Linked DNA regions of Mus musculus: region 1 is linked to region 2. Evidence: chromatin loops called from intact Hi-C (ENCODE). Cell type or tissue: left cerebral cortex. All regions are shown on one strand. Each heading gives the region's core, and the rest is flanking DNA. Links, peaks and the distances in the headings are about the cores only. Region 1 holds the start of Ergic1 (endoplasmic reticulum-golgi intermediate compartment (ERGIC) 1). Region 2 holds the start of Dusp1 (dual specificity phosphatase 1).

What was found. A loop is a pair of places that touch in the nucleus more often than their neighbours do. Peaks named below come from ENCODE experiments on the same cell type or tissue, not always from the same donor. Only the 100,000 strongest peaks of a DNase experiment are listed, where the experiment ranks them.
Region 1: a loop joins it to region 2, with 5 times the contacts of the local background. A loop is called at or near these places in 10 of 42 quality-filtered maps.

What each region holds. Positions count from the first base shown.
Region 1 is chr17:26,556,453-26,564,776 of GRCm38, forward strand. It overlaps Ergic1 (endoplasmic reticulum-golgi intermediate compartment (ERGIC) 1), which reads left to right and starts at 5,060. Exons shown (of 10, transcript NM_026170.3): 1 at 5,060-5,180. The coding sequence starts at 5,161. 1700049J03Rik (a long non-coding RNA gene) reads right to left here. Exons shown (of 4, transcript XR_001782188.2): 1 at 5,638-8,324. In left cerebral cortex, for the core only: no CTCF peak of the experiment used is centred there; DNase peaks (open chromatin) are centred at 5,003, 5,483, 5,628 and 6,114; H3K4me3 peaks cover 2,678 bases; H3K27ac peaks cover 2,124 bases.
Region 2 is chr17:26,504,720-26,513,043 of GRCm38, forward strand. It overlaps Dusp1 (dual specificity phosphatase 1), which reads right to left and starts at 3,753. Exons shown (of 4, transcript NM_013642.3): 1 at 3,238-3,753; 2 at 2,855-3,000; 3 at 2,266-2,485; 4 at 872-1,931. The coding sequence starts at 3,604. The coding sequence ends at 1,561. In left cerebral cortex, for the core only: CTCF peaks have their summits at 3,379 and 4,510; DNase peaks (open chromatin) are centred at 580, 729, 1,606, 1,800 and 5 more places; H3K4me3 peaks cover 4,196 bases; H3K27ac peaks cover 4,911 bases.

The sequences.
Region 1 (8,324 bases), core at 140-8,139, 52 kb after region 2:
GTAGTGAGTTTCTGTCTGAGACAGAAGCTGCTATCTTCTGTAACATCATCTCAGAACCGACATCAATATGTGATGTTCTATTCATTTGGCACAAGCTAGTAAATCTAGCCCATGCGCTGGGGGAGGGGATGGCCCAGGACCCCAGGACCTGAGGTCACAATCAGTAGTGCAGCCTCAGGCAATCTGCCACAGGTATAAGGACTTAATACACTTTAGCTCAGGCCTGGAGATAGCCATTTCAACAACTCGTCCAGGTCACCCAGCTAGAGACTTCTCTGACTCTAAAAGTGGCTTGTCCAGGCTGGCTGGGGTGAGGGAGGAAAGAGAATGCCAGTGTATGTCCCTTAACTGCAGTATAACCGATTTCCCACAATTCAGTGGCTTAAATGCTTGTTATGATATAGTTTCTAGGGGTCAAGATTTAGGAGCAATTTAGCTGGGGAATTCTGGCTCAGGGTCCCCTTAGAACTGGAGCTAAAGTGTGGGCCAGGCTGCACTCTGGGCTGTGACCTGGGTCAGTAGACTTCCTGGAGGGCTCCTCACCTGGCTGTGGCAGGAGCCCTCTGAGAGAAAGCATCCTTAAGGCATGGTACTGGGATTTCCCCAGAAAAAGAGGCCTGTGAGCCCAGAAGCTCGGAATACCCAAGATACAATTCGCAAAACACATGAAACTCAAGAAGAAGGAAGATCAAAGTGTGGATACTTTGATCCTTCTTAGAAGGGGGTACAAAATGCCCATGGAAGGAGTTACAGAGACAAAGTGTGGAGCAGAGACTGAAGGAATGACCATCCAGAAACTGCACCACCCGGGGATCCATCCCATAAACAACCACCAAACCCAGACACTATTGCAGATGCCAACAAGAGCTTGCTGACAGGAGCCTGATATAGCTGTTTCCTGAGAGGCTATGCCAGTACCTGGCTAATACAGAAGTAGATGCTCACAATCATCCATTGGACTAGAGGGTCCCCAATGAAGGAGCTAGAGGAAGTACCCAAGGAGCTGAAGGAGTTTGCAGCCCTATAGGAGGAACAACATTATGAACTAACCAGTACCCCCAAAGCTCCCTGGGACTAAACCACCAACCAAAGAAAACACATGGTGGGACTCGTGGCTCTAGCTGCATATGTAGCAAAGGATGGCCTAGTTGGTCATCAATGGGAGGAGAGGCCCTTGGTCCTGTGAAGGTTCTATGCCCCAGTATAGGGGAACGCCAGGGCCAGGAAGTGGGAGTGGGTGGGTTAGTGAGCAGGGTGGGGAGGGGATGGGGGGGTTTTCAGAGGGGGAACCGGGAAATGGGATAGCATTTAAAGTGTAAATGAAGAAAATATCTAATAAACTAAGCCTCAGGAGTCACACTGACAATATCCTGTTGACTTACACAGGCTAGACCTATTCACTATGGGAGGTGACTATTCAGAGACTGGGGCTACTGGCAGATGAAGACCACTGGAGACTGACCACCACAAGTACCATAATATCAGTAGTTCCCAAACTCAACTGTTACTAGCTGCTGCCATGTTCAAAGAGGTCTAGAGTAGTCCCACATCTTGTGCCACATGTCTGATTTCCTCTGTTCCATCTCCCACAGTCTCCTAGGTTGGTTAACAGGAGATGGGCAGCTCGCTTTGCTTCCAGACCTCAAAAGTCCCTGCAGGTACATGCAGGTCAGTCCACTCCCATCCTCCCCGACCTATGAGAAGACCATGTGACCATGCTGCTGTAGAAATGTGCCTCCTAGCCGGGGAGTGGTGGCACATGCCTTTAATCCCAGTACTTGGGCGGCAGAGGCAGGGGCAGGGGCAGGGGCAGGGGCAGGGGCAGGGGCAGGGGCAGGGGCAGGGGCAGGGGCAGAGGCAGAGGCAGAGGAGGCAGAGGCAGAGGCAGAGGCAGAGGAGGCAGAGACAGAGGCAGAGGAGGCAGAGGCAGAGGCAGAGGCAGAGGCAGAGGCAGAGGCAGAGGCAGAGGCAGAGGCAGGCAGATTTCTGAGTCTGAAAAAAAAAAACCAAAAAGAAAAAAAAAAAAACCAAACCAAAAAGAAAGAAAGAAAGAAAGAAAGAAAGAAAGAAAGAAAGGAAAGAGAGAAATGTGCCTCCTATACATGTGGACAGGAGCCTGATATAGCTGTTTCCTGAGAGGCTATGCCAGTACCTGGCTAATACAGAAGTGGGTGCTCACAGTCATCCATTGGACTAGAGGGTCCCCAATGGCCCTGGCATTCCCCTATACTGGGGCATAGAACTCTCTGGGTGGCTATGGAAACCTCCACTCAAATTGGGGGTGCAGTCACTAGCCAGTTAATCCAGTCCTGAGTTGTGTTAAGTTCTCCCAAGGAAAATTGTAGGACATTAGGTAATAGTGGACTGGCAAATTCTCTGTGCACTATTTGAGCAGTCAGGTGATTGGGCTGGACGTGAGTGTTACCACTGAGTTCCAGTGTAAGCGTTCAGCAATCCAAAACAACAGTAGTTCCAATAAGATGGATGCTTATTTCAGTCTTATATAAACACATAGAACGGCAGAGTGATAAGACCTGGGCTCTTTCTGTCTTGTTGCTTTGTTCCATGTGGTTTCCATTTGGTGGTTTGAGATAGTGGCATCCACATTCTAGGCAGCCAGCTGCATAAAGCGACACACAGGGCAAAGAGCATACATCAACTCTTCCTAAAGCCACCTTCTCCCTGCATTTCAATAACTTGATCACATAGACATGCCTAGCTGCAAGGGAAGCTGTGAAATGCAAGTTTCTATGTATCCAGCCAAAAACTGGGAGCTTTTTCTCTCTGTGTAAAAGATACCAACACCAGTCAGTCTTTTTGTTTTTGTTTTTTGTTTTTTCAAGACAGGGTTTCTCTGTATAGCCTTGGCTGTTCTGGAACTCACTTTGTAGACCAGGTTGGCCTCGAACTCAGAAATTCGCCTGCCTCTGCCTCTGGAGTGCTGGGATTAAAGGCATGCGCCACCACTGCCCAGCTCAGGCAGTCTTATCGTCATTTACTCTGCTGGGCATTGTTATCCTTGATCATGCTCAAGGGCACATCTGAGATTCTTTAGGAGAATCTGGGCTAAAGATGAGAATAGTCCCCAAGATGTCCAAGAGCTAGTCTCTGGATCATGTTCTAAAAAGGGAAGACATGAGATCAATTGCCCACACCATACAACTTCTGTTTTGGGTTTATCTGTACCCAGTGGTTCCAGAAGGTCCCAGGATGCTTTTTCTTTCTGCTGCTCCCAGGCTCCAGGACTGGCTAAAACTTTCTCATTTCCCATACATAAGAGCATGGGGTGCGGGTGTTTGTTGAATGAATGAATGAATGAATGACGAATGAATGAATGAATAATGAATGAATGGATGAATGAATGGAAGGGGGATTCCGGTTGTCAGAAAGAGAAGAACCTGGTGGAATCGCCCATCACTGCAGACCCTGAATCTTGCTGCCCGCTTATCCTTCAGGAAACCAAGGAGCTTTTTATGTCAGGACACTGCCTCCCTGCCCATCCTGCCTTTTGAACTTGGATCCCCACTTTTCTCCTTAAGTTGTTGTCTTAAATCGCAGCTTTGAAGAAGGCATCAGCAGCAGAACCCAGGGAAGTTCAGAAGTCAGATTTCCCCTACATGGGTGTCCTAGTTTGCTTTTTCTCTGCTGTGATAAACTCCCACCAAAGCAGCTCTGGGAGCAAAGGGTTTATCTGGCTCATACATCCACACGCCCTTCAGGGAGTGAAGTCTGGGTAAGTAGGTACTCAAGGTAAGAACCATGAAGCAGGGCCGGGCGTGGTGGCGCACGCCTTTAATCCCAGCAGAGGGAGGTGGATTTCTGAGTTCGAGGCCAGCCTGGTCTACAAAGTGAGTTCCAGGACAACCAGAGCTATACAGAGAAACCCTGTCTCAAAAAAACCAAACAAAAAAAAAAAAAAAAAAAAAAAAAAAAAAAAAAAAAAAAAAAAAAGAACCATGAAGCAGAAACTGAAGCAGAGACCTGTGGAGGATGGAAGGCTGCTAATGGGCTCCACTGCTCATATGCAGTAGCTTTCTGATCCCAGGATCCCATCCTAGGAATGTTGCTACCCATAGAGGGCTGGGCCTTCCTACATCATTACTTAGGAACTAAGAAAACTTTACACACATACAAGCCCTTAGGCTAATGTAGTGGAGCCATTTCTTCAATCTCTTCCAGGTATGTCAGATTGACAACTAAGACCAGCCAATCACAAAAAGTTTAGAGTTCAGCTGCCTCCTCCTCTAGCCCAGCAAGTTGAGGGAGGTTTTCCTCTGTACTTCTGTGTTTCTGAGAATGGAGGCTCCTAGGGGCAATCAGCGGTATGTTACCATTTCTAACCGTGCAAACTCAGAGCCTCTGGATAACCCTGCAAGTTCCTGACTTCAGGTTGGTAGATGCTCAACGAGTACTGGTTGGCATCAATCCCGAAGAAAGATGATAGAAGTGGCTAGCTAAGCCCAACTCTAACAGGTGGAGAAGCTGTCACTAGATGCCAGGCTGTTCACTAAAGCAGGGCCCCAACTACCTCCTTTGATACCTATGAAAAGTTGAAAAGTGGGATTAACAGTTATACAGATAGAGAAAGGGGTGGTGGTGGATCTCGGGAGCCAGATGGCTTTTCCTAAGAAGCAAGGGATGGGTGGGAGGTGGGTGGACTTTCTCAATCTAGGACTGCGTTGCCCATCCCCCAGTTTTAACCTTCACCCAGAACTAGCACCAAGCATGGACCCGCAATTTGTAGCATTTTTCTCTGATCTTCACAACGCAATGGCTTTGTTTTACAAGCACAAAACCCACTGCCTGAGGCAGAGCGATTTGTCCTGAGGCCCCACTTACGCTAGGAAAAAAGATCAGAGGCCAAAAAGAACCAAAGCGGGAGTCTTGGAGACCTGGGCTTGGGTAGCATCCCACTCTCGGGCCTTCCCATTCAGCGGGCCCTCGGGCCCCTTTAATGGGGCGGCGGAAGGGGCGGCCGGTGGATGTGGCGGCGCCCAATGGGCTGCGTGGAGCGTCACTTCCCGGCGGCGGGAGGCGAGTGGCGAGTGTCGGGCAGGCTGGCGGGGGCGGGGCGGCCGAGGAGGCGTTGGCAGCGGGCTCGGACCCACGCGGCGCTGCGGCCCGCCTGGCCTGCAACGCTCCCACCGGCTCGGCGGCACGATGCCCTTTGACTTCAGGAGGTGAGTGAGGCCCCGGGCCCGAGGCCCTCTGCAGCCGGCGACGACCACCCCCCACCCCCCGTTACGTGCAAATGCGACCCTGGTGCACTGTGCACGCCTCGGCAGGCCCTAGGGGACCGCGGCCTTCCTCGGGGTTCGAGCCCTACCCCCACCCCTCGTGCAGCCCTGGCAAGCCCTCGCACTCTGTTTTCCACGGCGCGGTGTCCCCAGCTTGCCCCTGACATCTTTCATTCCCCTCCCCCAACCTGGGAACCAAATCTCCTCCCAAATCCCAAATAAAAGGAGCTCAGGCATCCTCAGGCTTTCTCCCCAGTCTTCCCTAGTGGACCCTGTCCTGGCTGACAGGTGGGGCCGCGCGCCTGGCTTTGCCCGGTGGGATCTGAGGGCTGCAGCCCCATTCAATCTGGCAGCAGTTGGAGAAGCTTAGTTCTTCAGAGCCTGAGAATCCTCTACCTACCAGATGTGGAGGCCTGTTCCCGCAAGCCATGGGGACAGTGCGGGAAGAGGAGGATGCTGGGATCTCGAGGTTCTGCAGAAGGTTCTTTGCCTCCTGGAACACCATTGTATAGGGCCAGGCCTTCTGGAAGCCTGCATGGGAAGGGCCTCCCCACCAGACATTCCCTTGACATAAGACGCTCTGAGATGCTCTGGGCTGTTGGGATACTTTGGAGCAAAAGGATTAGAAGCCTGGCTGTACCTCTCTACCCAGCTGCTTAGTAGATTCTCAATGTTAGAAGCAAAGGCTTAGGGTGCAGCCCCTCACCGCTCAGCTGGCTAACCCCAGCAGGTGTCTGGGCATGCTCAAAATATTGGTTTCACCTCTTGCAAATTGGTACTAAAAATAAGGTCACCACCTGAAAGACAGGGATTGTAAGGCACCCCTGACCCAGTCTCCATCACATGGAACTCAGAAGTAGGGCATCTGTGACTGAGGAGATCTGTGAGCGCTCCCCACAGCCAGAGAACGGGTATTCCTCCATTGGTCACAGTTTCCCCTCATCCTCCCCCTCTTACTGATGTGTATAGAGGCAGAACAGAGTGACAACCAATCTAAAAACGGCCCAAGATTCGGATCATGTGGTGGCATATGGGCAACCTGGGGTCAGGGCCCAGAGAGGACATTGGTTTCAGACCTCTTAACCAGCCAAAGTGGTTTTTAGCTCACTCTGGGCACTGGTACTATCTGGCAAACCAGCTTCCTGCTTGCTTGAGGTAGCCCCGGGGTCCATACCTGGGCTTAGACAAAAGCATACAGACCATGGTAGCTTTGAACCGAGAGGGCTTTGAGCCAGTTTTAGGGACACCCATTACCACAGTGTGCCCATGCAGAAAGAAGGGCAGTGGGCACATCCAGGCCCCCCCCTCAAACCTCCCAGGGCTGACCGGAAAGGGTCCCAACCCTCCTGTCCCCACACGGTTCTGCAAGTCCTAGGGATTTTGAGTTTGTTAAAGAAGTAACTGTTCTGGTTACTTCATCTTGTCAGTTCTCTGCCCCGCCTGCATGCCCCGCCTGCATGCTGGAAGGGCTGGGCAGATCTGGGCTCCAGTTGGAAGTTTGGGGGCTGGGGGCAGGTGAGATGAAAAAAAAAAAAAAAGGAAAACAGCTGGGGCCAGCTTTAGCCTTGTCAGGGCCTGCTTATTACTGACTAGTTTAAGGCATTGATATTTAAGGAGCACACCGCTCAACTTTCGGCTGCTACTGCCTTGGGGCTTTCTGGATGTGTCTCAGGCCCTGAGTGCCCGGGTGCCACAGGGTTCCCACTAATGCCAGTTGAGAAAGTCCTTGCTTGCTGGGGCTCACTGGAGACCAGTAAGAATGGATTCCCCACCGTTCGATCTCCTCACGCAGGGTGAGCTGTGGGTCCAGCCCATGTCTTTCTTCTCTTTCAGACGTTGACATAGCAGAGCTCTAGGACTCACTGTGAAGGAAGGCTCCGCCGTTCTACAGACCTTTACCACATACAGGGCCACTCATCGGCTTGCTGAGGGTTGTACCCAGTGTTTAGCCACCTGCCACTTGGACTATCATTAGGGGATGGGTGGCATATGGCACAACCCTGTGGAATTGCCAGAGGAGTGTTGCATGTGTGGGGGGGAGGGGGAACGTGTCACATGACTGGGTTCTAGGAGTAGCCACTATATAAGCAAACTTGACATCCATCCCTTTGTCACTGAAGAGAGTGAATGAGTCTTCCTTTTAAACCCTGGTGAGGGTGACCCCTCTGGCAAAAGCACTTTGCATGGATATAGATAAAGCTGGAGTCGGAGTTTGGCCTATTGGCATTGAAGCCTTAGCTCTGGGGCACAAGGGGAATCTTGAAAAGCCACCACTTTGTCAAACCTTTTAATAGTGGGGAGCACAGGGGGCGTACAGTGATTAGAACATCCCCATTTCCCACCAGTTCAAGACCAAGGGGAACCCAGCTTCCTAACTTGGGTGTGTTTTCCTGCCTAGGAAATGGGTATGATCGACATCCTCACATGAGACCAGGTGGCATGTGGGACCAGCAAGCACTGTCCTCTGCCTGCCGCCATTATTGTACCCTTTGACCGAGGCACCTGCTCTGTAATTAGCGAATTCTGCCATCTTCTCTTCCCTTTCATCAGTATCTGACCTCCTAAGGGCCAGGATTTATATCCAGTTTGTATGTGGTTGCGTCTGCAGGTGGAATGGTACTTGACTAGAGGTCCCCCCTTGGGCAAAACACACCTCTCCAGTTTGTCCAGTGTGATTGCATGTGCCAGCTGCTGGTGGAGAATTCTGCATCCCTCTTTCCTGTTTTTGGTGCTTGGAGGAGAACCCAGGACTCGTGCATGCTAAGCAAATTCCCACAGAGCTGCATCCCAAGGCCCTCTCTCCTCATCCTTGAATTGGCCCTTTCTGAGTTTTAGGGGTTAAGGGCGGAGGTTGAGCCTTAAATGATTACCGTGTTTGCTTTGTTCCCGTTGAGCGGTTTTACTGATACTGATCATTGAACTCACAGAACTGGCTTTTGTTACCTAGGTCCGGGGGTGTTGTTCCCAGTTCCGGCTGACTGGTGGCACTTGCTGCCTGTTACTCCAGAGGCTTTGACAGCCTCCGTCCCCAGAGCCTGAGCCCCACTTTCAGGAGAGAGGCAATGGCTAGCTCTGCCACAGTGGCAG
Region 2 (8,324 bases), core at 45-8,044:
TTGGTCTGCTTGGCAAGAGGGAAAATTCGGAGTCCTGCCCTGCAGCAAGTGTGACTTAATTGCCTATGTCTAAAACACAGTTATGAAGAACAGCAAGTGACCTGAAGGAGACAGCTGCCAAAAATGATATTTCTATGTAGAGGTCGTTGTACAAACCCTCCAAAAAGTAAGAGGGAGTGCAAGTTATTTCTTCCCTGTACATGCATATAGAGCTTGGGTTCTTTTATTATTATTATTTGATGCATTATTTTTAAAGATGTAAAAGCCTTGTTCAAGGATACACACACACACACATATGATATAGACAAGCGACAAAGTTTAAAGGCCATAGGATTAGAAAGCAAAGCACAGTTCCCAATTCCCTGCTCAGTTGCTCAGCTCTCAGAGCCTCCCATCTTCCTCTGCTTAACACCTGAGCCTCTCTGAGGGTCGGCTCCTCCCAAGCTTTGTATATCCTGAGAACGCATTAATCCAGGGATTCTGCACATAGTTCAGGAAGGGGAGATCTTGCCCATGACTCCTAAGGAAGAGATTAATAAAAGAAGGTAATTCAGGTAAATGCTTCTGCAGACACTCAGGTTCCCTGGGTGGCATGGCATTGCCTGTGCATGTTAAAGGACCCTCTGCTAAGATCTAGTGCTTCACATAGCTCCTAGTGCTTCACACAGTTCTCCTAGTGCTTCACACAGTTCTCCTAGTGCTTCACACAGTTCTCCTAGTGCTTCACACAGTTCTTCTGCATTCCTCCCTCGGAACCCATGGGTCAACCAAAAGGAGCAGACTCCAGCCCCACCCACGTTGGCAACAGTGGTCCACTGCTTCCCTGTGCCACTTGCTCAAGAGTGGGGTCACCAAAGAAAGCACGGAGAGCTCAATAGAAACGTCATAATTTATTCTGTTGTATAAAAAAAGTCATCCCAGTAACAAAATGTCTTCTCAGAAGAAGAAATATATTACTTCAGATCATAAATAAACAAACATACAACTGTCGATAACTGAAAGCTACAAACCTACACTGGCTTTGTCTGTCAGTGCCGAAAGCAAACCTGCTCTGGGTCTATTTACAAGATAGTACAGTACGCAAACACAAAATTGAGGTATTTGGTTCTTCTATGAGTAGACAATGACATTTGTGAAGGCAGACCACCGACCTACACAAAAATAAATAAAGGTAAAAACTCTCATACGCGCATGTCATCGGGAATGGTTAATACTGGTGGGTGTGTCAAGCATGAAGTTTCTAGAAAAAAAAAAACAGGCAAGCGAAGAAACTGCCTCAAACAGAGTCCTTTCTCTTCTGCCCTGTTTTGTCAGAGGGACTTGATGTACCCACAATATATTGGTCCCGAATGTGCCGAGTTCAGCAAATGTCTTGCGGTCAAGTCATTGTTGTGACTGCTTAGGAACTCAGTGGAACTCAGGAGGAGTTGGGGGGTGAGGGGGGTGTTAAATAAATAAGGACCAGCTCCCATGAGCCTCTCCCAGAGTTATTGCATTGCTCCTCCCACAGGAGGAGTGGCGACCCGGTGGCAAGTGAAACTCCACACCTCCCCTTGCCCTTCAGCAGCTTGGAGAGGTGGTGATGGGGCTTTTAAGGTAGTTCAGGGCACTGTTCGTGGGGTGGACGGGGATGGAAACAGGGAAGTTGAAGACTGTGGTAGTAGAGGTGCCCCGGTCAAGGACAGCCATGGCAGGGCTCCCAGCTTCAGCAGAGCAGTGAGGGGCTAGCACTTGGGACTCAAACTGCAGCAGCTGGCCCATGAAGCTGAAGTTCGGGGAGATGATACTCCGCCTCTGCTTCACAAACTCAAAGGCCTCGTCCAGCTTTACCCGGTTAGTCCTCATGAGGTAAGCAAGGCAGATGGTGGCTGACCGGGAGATGCCGGCCTGGCAATGAACAAACACTCTCCCTCCAGCATCCTTGATGGAGTCTGGAAAATAAAGTTATGGGTTACTCAAAAACTCAGAACAGCTGAGCCCAGATCAAGGATGGCTAAGAAATGTCTTGTGTCCTGTCCAGAAATGGCCAGGGTCTGCCTCTTGCAGTCATGCAGACCCTATGTGTATACTATGCAAAGGATAGCAGGGGATTTAAACCCGGACTGGGTATCTACACTTATAATCCTGGACAAGACAGTCAGTTCAACTGAGTCTCAGTGAGGAGGAAGGCTTGGGTGAGGATCATTTAAGCTGCCACCCAAAAGACTGGGCTCAGTGGCTACAGTAGGGACAGAAGCAGAGGTTCCAGATAGTTATTCCATTTACCTATGAAGTCAATAGCCTCGTTGAACCAGGAGCTGATGTCTGCCTTGTGGTTGTCCTCCACAGGGATGCTCTTGTACTGGTAGTGACCCTCAAAGTGGTTAGGACAATTGGCTGAGACGTTGATCAAGGCGGTGATGCCCAAGGCGTCAAGCATATCCTTCCGAGAAGCGTGATAGGCACTGCCCAGGTACAGGAAGGACAGGATCTCCACTGGGCCCCCCTGAAGTCAAAAAAACAGTCCAGCATTCGTCAAGCTCGTCCAGCGTGAGCACCAGTACCCATGCCCACAAAAACTCCCCGCTGAAAACGGGAGTTTCTGAAACTGGTGACCTCAGCACTGCTGTTGACATATTAAAATATTCGTAAAGAATCAAGCCCATTGGCCTGGACAGAGCCAACAAGCTCTTCCGTGCCAGCAACTGGGAGACTCAGCTCCATCCAATTGCTTCATGATGGACTAAAGATCCTCGTGTCCCCGCTAGTATAAATAAAGCTGCAGCCGCTTTCTATATCCTCCTGGCACAATCCTCCTAGACCTCTGCCAGCTCTGCCACCTCCCTGCCCTGCATGGACCCGGACTCCTACTAACCTGATCGTAGAGAGGGGTACTACAGGAGCTGCATCCGGATTCTGCACTGTCAGGCACACTAGTACTCAGGGGGAGGCTGAGCCCCGTGGGGGTGGACTGTTTGCTGCACAGCTCAGGGCAGGAAGCCGAAAACGCTTCATATCCTCCTGAGAATACAAAGGTACATATTTTCTCATTAGCACCACCGACACAGTACCTGGAGACAAGCCACTCACCCACCAGGGGCTGCGAGTTTACAAGGAAGGCTTAAGGAAGTCTTTGTTATGGGAGTGAAACAAAGCCACTGACAAGCCCCTGGAGACTGGACGCCGGCGCCCCCATACTCCAGGTGGGACGCCCCTTCCCTAGCTGATGGCATAAGTCCTGCCAGAGCTAGAGCGTACCTTGGAGAAAGAAGACTTGAGTGGAGCGCGCCTCTCGGCAGAGCGCGCCCGCGGCCAGGGCCAGGGTGCCGTCGCGCTTGGCGCCGTCCAGGGAGGCGCTGCGCTCGTCCAGCAGCACCACGGCGTGGTAGGCTCCGGCCAGCAGGCGGCCACGCAGTTCAGCGTTGGGCACGATATGCTCCAGGCCCATGGCGCCCTTGGCGCGGCGCCGCACGATGGTGCTGAAGCGCACGTTCACTGAGCCCGCGATGTGGCCGGCGTTGAAAGCGAAGAAGGAGCGACAATCCAACAACAGGCACTGCGCGGCGCCCTCTCGCAGCAGCGCGCGCAGCCCCCCGGCGTCCAGGATGCCCACCTCCATCACCATGGCCAGCCCCAGCGACCCCAGCGTGCCCGTTCTGCGGTTCTCCAGAAAAAGTCGGTCGATCTTGTGCGGTGTCCTGTGGCCCTAAGTCCCCAAGTGCTCGCTGCTCCTAATCTGGCTTCACCGCGCTTTCCTCCCGCCAGTCCTTCACTGCGCGCTCGTCCGACGGAGCGCGGTTTTATGTAGCCTCTCGGGGGCGGTCCCGGGCGCGGCACAGAAGCGGGGGGTGGGGTGGGGGTGGGGGAGAACGGTTTGTTTGTTTGAATGGCAGACACGTGACCGGGCGGTGACGTCACCCGCCCTACCGAGCTTGGCGCCGCCAAAGCCAAAAGCAAAGACGTCATCGGCCTAGGAGCCTCTCGGCTCTGAGCGCTGGCTCGCAGCCCGGCCCCCACCCTCCTGTCCTCTGGGCTCGCAGGCAGGACGGCGCGCTGCCAGCCCGGGTGGCCAGGACGCGCGGCCTGAGGACACCTGCCCTGCTCCCCTCCGCGGGTCTCCGCCGAACGAGCGGGGCCACTCCTGGTATCACGTTCTCAGCTGGCCCGGCTCTGGCTGCTGGAGTGGTGGGCGTGGCGAGCTGAGCGGGAAAGGGGAGTGGGTAGTGAGAGATGACTAATTCGGTCTATAGCCCTCTGGCTATACCGAGGACAAATGGCGAGAGTTGAGACGTCCTTCTTGAATGTCACTTTAAAAGTTTTACGCTGAACAAGGGAATGCTTCCAGTTAGTTCCCACCCCCCACCCCGGAGTGTTATCTTTACCGCGGTGGTCCCTAGAGGACTTACTTGGAGCAAAGGGAGGAGGGTTGCAAGATCTTTGGAGCCCAGGTTTAACATTGGGGTTGGGGGGGTGGGGTGGGGGAGACTTGGGTAGAGCTCCACAGCGCCGCCTAGGGACGGCCCAGAACATTGTCGTCGCGTGGCATCAAGAGGATGCTGCTAGCCGCTGCTCCTCTGTCCCCCAACACAACTTTCTTTTGTTTTGTTTTGTTTGTTTCAGAGAGGATCTTGCTGTGTAGCTCTGGCTAGTCTTGAACTCATAGAGATCCTCCTGTCCCTGACTTACTAAGGATTAAAGGCATCTGCCCTCGTGCCTTTCATCTCCACTGAACAGAAGCTGAGCACACCAAGGACTCAGGGCCAAGAGCCTTGAATCCGCCACTCTGTGGGACAAACTGTACTCATCACACCTGGGAAGACCGAAATGGTGTGTGTGTGTGTGTCCTTCCACAAAACTCCATGACTACAGGGTAGGCAGTGAGTCCGCCGCAACACCACGGAGTTGGATACACAAACATAAACATTGCACCACTCTGAAGGGGTGCCGAGTCAGGAACATTCTGCGGTTTCTTCCTCTTTGCAAGGGGAGGTGTCTTACTACCATGTGTCTTTGCCCAGCAACGTCCGCTTTGGCCTCTCTTAGCTCTTGCGCTCTGCCTAGATTCTTCTGTAAATTCAGAATACGTTATTTTTAAAGGGCGTTTTTACATTCCTTTGAGCATTGATCCTAAAAGAACAGCAAAGAAATCTTCAGATAACACCACCCTCCCTACATCTCAGAAGAGCGACAGAAAGAAAAAAATTATTTGTTTATTCTACTTATTCAGCTGAGGACCTCAACATATTTTTTGCATTGAATCATAAAATGTTACAGCTGCTGCCTTTTCAAACTGCATACCAACTTCAAATTTTCCTTTTATTTTTGTTTTTGCAAGGCCATTCATTATACCCTTCTCTACCCAAACTTTTCAAAAAGACCTTTTTATATGAGTACAGTGGCATGGTTGGGCACTGAAGTCAGAGGTCTGCTGGTCGCTGTGGAGTTCTGCCCTCTTCCCTTCCTAGAAGGAGCCTAAAGAGCTGGAACTGCTGCCAGTTGACTGTTGGGGAGCCAGCCATCCTCTTCCCGGATGAGCCTGCAAGGTAGTTTCAGTACAGCTGGTACCATGCGTGACTCGGTGGCATTCCCTTGTGAAGCAGAAGGGGCAGAACACCCAGACCTTTCCCCTCCCGTGAGTCACCCACTCTCAGTTTTTCCCTTCCCAACACAATGATGCTTGGATCACATGGGCCATGTGCTGTGTGTTTCAGAACCTTAGGGAATCACGCCAGGTGCGACTTGAGAGACACCTATAGGCATTGATTGCTTGGAGCCCCAGTTGAGAGAAAGCTCTCTCCAGGTGCCAGAGAGACTTACACTAAGATCCACTCGTTCAGAGAGTGTTAGCAAAGGTATAGCCGCCGCAGGTCACAATCCAGGTAGTGAGGATGCCTTGGTTTCTGGGGCAGAACCAGAGAGGCTGCTGCTGCATTGGAGGCTTAGCTGCTGAGGGCCGGGGACAGTGTGAGGCAGTAGATTTCAACTCTAGGAGAGGCCTCCCTGACCTGAGAGCCTCCCCATTCCAGGTGTGTTTAGAAGCAACAAGCAACGTTAGAGGCCACAGGGGGTGATAAGAATCAGCCAAAAGACTTAGCCTGCCTCTCCCCTTTAACTGTGTGGCCTCTCCTCATTCACTTTACCATGCCACAGCTCCCTGTGACTGGGCGAGAAGCAGCAGCTTCTATACGGGACCTGTGGGGACAGTCGGTGTGCAGGCTTGGCACCAGCCTATGAACCTGTCAGTTCCTCTCATTTGGATTTGTCTTGGTGTTGGGGTGGGGCTAGGGGAGGGGCTTCCCAATAATGGCTGAAAGTGCATCCTTCTCACTGTCTACTCCGTAACCTTGGGTAAAGGACTTATTTCTGAGCCTCGGCTTCTATATCTATAAACGGAGTATAATGCCCATCTAGAATGAAATAGAATGGCAGGAGAAAGTCCTGGTGGGATCCCTGCAGAAGAGCTGCTGCCAGAGGAGGAGTGATATCCCTCTACCATCTTCCCTCGTTCAGAGACCTTTCCCTGTCTCTCCAGGGTCAGTCAGCTTAATGCCATTGAGATAAACAGCTTAGGAGGGGAAATGGAGGCCGGCTGGTGTTGGCTCATGCTTTTAATGCCAACACTTGAGAGGCAGAGGCAGGCAGACCTCTGAGTTCAAGTCCAGCCTGGTCTACAGAGCGAGTTCAGGACAGCCGGGGCTACACAGAGAAACCCTGTCTCAAATAAACAAATAAAAAGGGGTGGGGGTGGAGGTGCCAGCCCAAGGTTACTGAGCATCACAATGGGCCTGTGGTGAGGAAGATTGTGGTAGGGAGTTCAAAGGAGAGCAAAGAGGAAGACAAAGGAGTCACAAGGACCTGTTCCCTTCAGTGGGCCCCCTCCTACAGTTTCTACCTCTGCCTTGTAGTCCTTCAAACTCTTGAGCCGCTCTCATATCCATTAATGAGATAAATGTCACTTTCCCAAAGTTCCTCTCTGTGCACTGCTATAGGGGACCAGGGCTTCCATACATAAGCCTTTGGGGGTACATTCTAAATCCAAGCTACAAGATGCTTCTTGTTCAGCAACCTTCTGTGACTCCCATCCACCCCCACCCCCAAATCCAGCAGCACACCAGTGTGGGTCCCCAGTCTTCTTAGCCTTCTGGCTGATTTCCACTTGCTTTGATTTTGCTCTTGGATTCCAAGAAAACCCCGTGAGCCTGTGTTCCGTGAATGTTCTAGGTCTCTCCCACCCCCACGTCTTTGCTCACACTGCCCTGCCTGGCCCTGCCTTCTGAGTTTCCGGAGACTCTTCTCCCCTGCAGATCCAGCAAAGGAGCTAAGCAAATGAAGAGTCTTGCTGGCTTTCCCTTTCCTTCCCAGGCTCTGGAAGACTGATGGTGAGGAAGCCACTTAACCCTGACTTATGCCACTAGTCTGCAGATTTGCTGGATGCTGGGCAGGGCCTGTGTTTTTCTCCTCTGCGGTAATAATGCCCAGCACATAGTAGGCCCACAGTCTGTGAGATAGCAAAGTGTCTATAAGAATGCTGGTGAGTTTCTTCAGTGCCAGGTGCTTTACAGGTGCCACCTCCTGACCTCAACAGTCCTGGAAGGGGGTGGTCACTAAGCTCAGAGAAGGGACATGCCCAGGGTCAGACAGCTGGGAGTTGTCAATGCAGACCTGGCACAGGGCCATATCAACTCATCTCCTGAGACCTCAGTTTCTGCAAGCTGGCTCCCAGATGGCCTGGACCTTTCCTCAGAGAGCAGAGATGCCTGCAGCAGCCCTGGATAGAGTTTGAACCCACTTAGGTCTTCTGACCCAGGCCCTCCTGTCCCTGATACCTTTAAGGCTCACCCTGATGGATTGGCAAGGATAATGTCACCCGCCCCATTCAGGCATGAGAACAGAGCCAGCCTCGATTGTGTAACTGTTGCACACAGTTCTCTGATCAGGCCTGGGAGGGCTGAGCAGCTGTGTCCTGTCATCCAGGCCCCTCCTTTGAGAGAAGTGAGGCTCAGAGAGGTTAAGCAACTTGTCCAAAGTCACACTGTGTTCAGAACATCCTAAGGAGTCAGTGTGGTACCAGCTGCATGTTCAAGCTAACAGTGCTTATCTTTAGGGGTCAGTGCTCCTTGCATCCTCTTCCTTAGAAATACAGACAGAATGGTGGTTTTTACTCCAGTGTGTAACATTTGAAAGCAAGGGGGAAAAAAGACAAAAGCCTTGGAAGGCAGTGGCATCATCATTACCACCAAGTTCAAGTTGTTGAGCCTGGGCCAGGAGCCCAGCTCACGGGCTTTGTGTTGGTTGGACAAATTGCATTACTTCCTTCACAGTTTGCACATCTAATAAGAACAGCA